Regions from separate parts of the Homo sapiens genome. Here region 2 is linked to region 1. Evidence: chromatin loops called from intact Hi-C (ENCODE). Cell type or tissue: IMR-90. All regions are shown on one strand.

Region 1 (2,500 bases):
AAATTAAAAATTAACTGGGTGTGGTGGTGTACACCTGTAGTCCCAGGTACTCAGGAGACTGAAGTGGGAGGATTATTTGAGCTCGGAAGGTTGAGGCCACGTTGAGCTGTGATTGTGCCACTGCACTCCAGTCTGGGTAACAGAATGAGATGAAAGAAAGAAGGAATGAAGGAAGGAAGGAAGGAAGGGAGTGAGGGAGGGAGGGAGGAAGAGAAAATGTGAATGGATGAATCTCATAAAAATAATGCACAAAAAAACAGATACAAGTGTGTATGTGAGAAAACATTTTAAATGGTCCATTTCTGAGGCATGATAAATCTAAGTACTGGCAGCCAGCCTGCAAATATAACAAACTGCAGGGCTCATCCACCTAGAAGGTCACAATAAGGGAACAGAATGTAGAGGCGGGGTCAGCCCATAAAAGGGAAGAAAGTGGCCGGCGCAGTGGCTCACGCCTGTAATCCCAGCACTTTGGGAGGCCGAGGCAGGCGGATCACGAGGTCAAGAGATCGAGACCATCCTGGCCAACATGGTGAAACCTCGTCTCTACTAAAAATACAAAAATTACGCAGGTGAGTGTGTTTCTCACATAGATAAAGTTCAGAATACAAACCAAACTAAACTACAGCATTAGGAATGCACCCTTAGGTGGTAAAATGAAAAGAAAAACAAGAAAGTGATTACCATAAGTATCAGCATAGTTGTTACTTCTGCGTAGAAAGGAAAGGATAGTGATAAGAAGAAGAGGAAGGGTTCTGGGATGCTGGAAATATTCCACTTCTTGGACTGTGTGGTAGTTAAACGGATGTTCACTTTGTGATAAATCATTCAGCTGTATATTTATGTTTTGTTTACTTTTCTGCATGTTATATTGCACAAATAAGATTCGAAAAACAAATGTCCAAGGTAGTCAATGCAATGTTAAAGATAACACGAAAAGACTGTAATTACAAAGCTTTGGTAGCTAGGACGATCCGTATGGATGAAGACAGGCAAAGGAATGAATGAAAAACAATTTAAAAATCCAGAAAAGACCATGAATCTAAAATATCTTGATATATAATAGAGGTGGCACATAATCACTGGAGAACAAAGAGAAACACCCTAGGACAGAACCTTGAGAACGCCTACAAGAAGCGATCTTGTAAGCGTTCCTCATAAACATCAAACTGGTTGAAATGTCCCCCGCCCTTCGTCGTTGGGATGTTTCAGATGCGTTGGCGCTTCCCGGCCTCGAGGGGGCATCTGGAGAACGGCGGGCGCCGGGAAAGTACGCATGCGCACTGCTCCCAGGGTTTGCGGTAAGAATCTATGCTCTCGCGCCCGGTTACGCACACTGCATTTACAGCGCGCATAGCGCCCACGCACGCGCACTGGGGTGTCCGCCGGGCATCGCTCTGTCCAGTTATTCCAGTTTCTCTGGGAGCAGCCGAGTTGACCCCACGGTCTGAGATGTCCAAGCTGCCCGCAGACAGCAGTGTCCCGCAGACAGGCGCGGCGAATGGTGACAGAGACGTCCCGCAGGCGGAGGTAGGCCGCGGGAGGCGGGAGCCGGCCCCGGCACAGCCTGAGGAGGCCGGGGAAGGCGCGATGGCGGCGGCCAGGGGAGGCCCGGTGCCGGCGGCCAGGGAAGGTCGGATGGCGGCGGCCAGGGCAGCCCCGGCGGCGGCAGCCAGGGGAGCCCCGGTGGCAGCGGCGGCGTTGGCCAGGGCAGCCGCGGCGGGCAGGGAAAGCCCGGCGGCGGCGGCGGCCAGGGAAGCCCGGATGGCGGAGGTCGCCCGCTTGCTGGGGGAGCCAGTGGACGAAGAGGGTCCCGAGGGCAGGCCCAGGTCCAGACACGGGAACGGAGGCCTGGCTGCGTTGCCCTATCTCCGTCTCCGCCACCCACTTAGCGTTTTAGGCATCAATTACCAGCAGTTTCTCCGCCACTATCTGGAAAATTACCCGATTGCTCCCGGCAGAATACAAGAGCTTGAAGAACGCCGCAGGCGATTCGTGGAAGCCTGCAGAGCAAGGGAAGCAGCGTTTGATGCCGAATATCAGCGAAATCCTCACAGGGTGGACCTCGATATTTTAACCTTTACGATAGCTCTGACTGCCTCTGAAGTTATCAACCCTCTGATAGAAGAACTTGGTTGCGATAAGTTTATCAATAGAGAATAGTTATGTGGTGACACTACTTCAAGAGAACCTCTGCATTCCAGTCATACCAATCCTGCAACTTGATTTTCAGAAGTCAAGAGTATATCGCGATAAGACAGTGCACAGGTGGAGGGGAAAAAAAGGGGGAGGGGGAAGCTTATCTTGAAAAAGCATCACAGAAGTAGAAAAAAATGTCGAAAGCATTATAACTGTAACGTTCTTTGAGTTTGTGATTGATCCACATTTTTCCCCCTGCATTATGGAAAATGTCTCTCAGCATTGCTTTATTACAAAGTAAAGGATGGTTTTATAAAATTGAGACTGATGAAACATCAATACTAGAGCCCATGAGGATGAA
Region 2 (2,500 bases), 280 kb before region 1:
TCCCAGCCGCTGCGGCCCTGGGCAGGGGGTGATGTGCCCCACAAGACACATCAAGCCCCTGCCTCTGCCTCGTCACTGCCTGGGACCGGGGCCCAGTTACCCCCCCAGCCCCGATACCTTGGTCGTCCCCCATCACCAACCTCACCACCACCCCCGGAGCTGATGGATGTGAGCCTGGTGGGCGGCCCTGCTGACTGCTCCCCACCTCACCCAGCGCCTGCCCCCCAGCACCCGGCTGCCTCAGCCCTCCGGACTCGGATGACTGGAGGTCGTCCACCCCTCCCGCCTCCTGATGACCCTGCCACTCTGGGGCCTCACCTGGGCCTCCGTGGTGTACCCCAGAGCACAGCAGCCAGCTCGTGACCCTGCCCCCTCCCTGGGGCCCCTCCTGAAGCCATACCCTCCCCCATCTGGGGGCCCTGGGCTCCCATCCTCATCTCTCTCCTTGACTGGAATTGCTGCTACCCAGCTGGGGTGGGTGAGGCCTGCACTGATTGGGGCCTGGGGCAGGGGGGTCAAGGAGAGGGTTTTGGCCGCTCCCTCCCCACTAAGGACTGGACCCTTGGGCCCCTCTCCCCCTTTTTTTCTATTTATTGTACCAAAGACAGTGGTGGTCCGGTGGAGGGAAGACCCCCCCTCACCCCAGGACCCTAGGAGGGGGTGGGGGCAGGTAGGGGGAGATGGCCTTGCTCCTCCTCGCTGTACCCCCAGTAAAGAGCTTTCTCACATGCCTGCCTGAGCGTTTGCAGGGCCTCGGCTCCCCTCACCCGACCCTCAGAGGCATGGTGGGGAAGGGGGTTTGCGGAGGGGGTGCTGGAGGAGCTCTGGTGTGGAGACGTCTCGTGGGGAAGCTGTGGCGCGTGTTGCAGGCATGAGTCTGCAGGTCTGGGGCATCAGCATTCTAGATAGATCGTGGACAGGATCCTGGCCTACATTTGCCTTTTCCTGGGTAAATAGACCCTGAAAGGGTAAAGGTTCAGCTCTGGCCTGTCTCTGGGAAACAGGTGCCCTAATAAGCCGGGGCGTCCGCAGACTTAGCACAAGAGTGGCTCCTCATGCCAAGCAGGCGTCCAGTAGCAGCTGAGTACACTTAGGAGGCTTTGTTGGTGCCATCTGGGGAACAGGCAGACAATAGGTACAGACTCTGTCCCCACGTGTACTGTCCAGCTCTTTGGAATCATCGCGAAACAAAGAGTTTTGAGATTCTGAGACAAAAAGATTTTCCCGGGGTTCCAGGTAAGTGGTCCTGTTTCCACGGTAATTTGGAAATGTACGTCTCCCAACCGGCCAATCAAGAGCCCAGTTCAAAGGGTACCGTCTGCCACCACTGGGGCTCGGCGCTTTGTGGGAAATGAAGTTCTACTTAGCAATCGCTTTCTGCGGTGTTCGTTGGGGAACTACAGCAACCAGAGTTCTTTTCTCTCAGGCTTGGGGGCGGGTTTTCAGGCAGCCAATGAGCAGTCTGAGGTCCCGGGGCCTGGATGTTCATGGTGTTTAGGAGAGGGAGAGAAGGCTGTGACTGGGTGGCTTTGGCGCAGGTGTTGAGGTCTCCGAGGTGTGCAGAAGGTGGGTGCGGCGCCGTCCCGGGAGAGAGTGCCGGTTGTCGCTCACAGTTCCAGAGCGGGCAGTAGACGCCGAGGCCTGAAGAGGCCCCAGCACGCGGACATCACTGGCCGCTGTGCCTGGCCCGGCTTGCGGGAAGCCCCGCTCAGTGGGAGAGACAGGCAAGACCCCGTTGCGGACCTATGTATGTTCACTAATGGAGGCGGCATGGAACGCGGTGGGAACCCGAGGAGACCTTGGTAGGAAGATCATCCCGGAAGACTAGGAGCTGTCTGAGCTGAGACCTGAAGACGGAAGGATGTTTTGGGGGTCGGGGGCGGTGTGGTGGAATGGTTTGCGCAAAGGCAGAGAGAAACAGCCTGTTGTGTGAACATGGACTGCAGGCGATCTGGTGTTGGTGATCATACTGAAAATTCTGTATGAATGAGATGTGGAAGATTTTCTTGATCATTTAGGGACCTTGGATTTTGTCCTGAGAGCAATGAAGAGCCATGGGAGGATTTTTAGTAGGGAAGGGGTACGGCCCAGTTTGCTGTGACATGAGAATAGATTAACGGGAAAGTGACTGGGGTCAGGAAACCCAGGGTGGCAGATGTGACAGATTCCTAGGCAAGAGGTGTTGGGAATGGATCAGGGCAGGGGCCACCGTAGGGAGGGCAAGAGGGGATGGGAGAGACGTCCAGAAGGTTGACAGGCTGTGTGGGAGGGGGAGGCGGAGAGGAGTGGAGAAGGGATATCTCCAGCGCGTAGAGCAGATGCTCAGTGGCTAATGTCTTGAATGAACAATCCTAGGAGGCAGGTGCTGATGTGATCTCCCATTTGTAAATGATACCTAGGACAGAAAAGTTTAGGTAACTTGACCATTATCAATACCTAGGAAGGGGAGGGCCCAGGATGTGTGTGTGTGTGTGTGTGTGTGTGTGTGTGTGTGTGTGCG

What was found. Hi-C counts contacts between places; a loop is a spot of excess contacts. Peaks named below come from ENCODE experiments on the same cell type or tissue, not always from the same donor. Only the 100,000 strongest peaks of a DNase experiment are listed, where the experiment ranks them.
Region 2: it touches region 1 in a loop (5-fold over the local background); 5 of 110 quality-filtered maps call a loop at or near these places.

The regions. Positions count from the first base shown.
Region 1 is chr19:39,539,032-39,541,531 of GRCh38, reverse strand. EID2 (EP300 interacting inhibitor of differentiation 2) reads left to right here and starts at 1,371. Exons shown (of 1, transcript NM_153232.4): 1 at 1,371-2,500. The coding sequence starts at 1,453. The coding sequence ends at 2,163. RefSeq lists an enhancer at 1,116-1,615 and a silencer at 1,587-1,666. In IMR-90, a CTCF peak has its summit at 1,238 (motif pointing right); a DNase peak (open chromatin) is centred at 1,321; H3K4me3 peaks cover 1,194 bases; H3K27ac peaks cover 789 bases.
Region 2 is chr19:39,823,578-39,826,077 of GRCh38, reverse strand. It overlaps DYRK1B (dual specificity tyrosine phosphorylation regulated kinase 1B), which reads left to right. Exons shown (of 11, transcript NM_004714.3): 11 at 1-728. The coding sequence ends at 363. Among named protein-coding and RNA genes, the nearest start is that of MIR6719, 5.0 kb to the left of the region's middle. RefSeq lists enhancers at 279-1,263, 1,406-1,795, 1,264-2,250. In IMR-90, no CTCF peak of the experiment used is centred here; a DNase peak (open chromatin) is centred at 1,397; H3K4me3 peaks cover 1,028 bases; H3K27ac peaks cover 384 bases.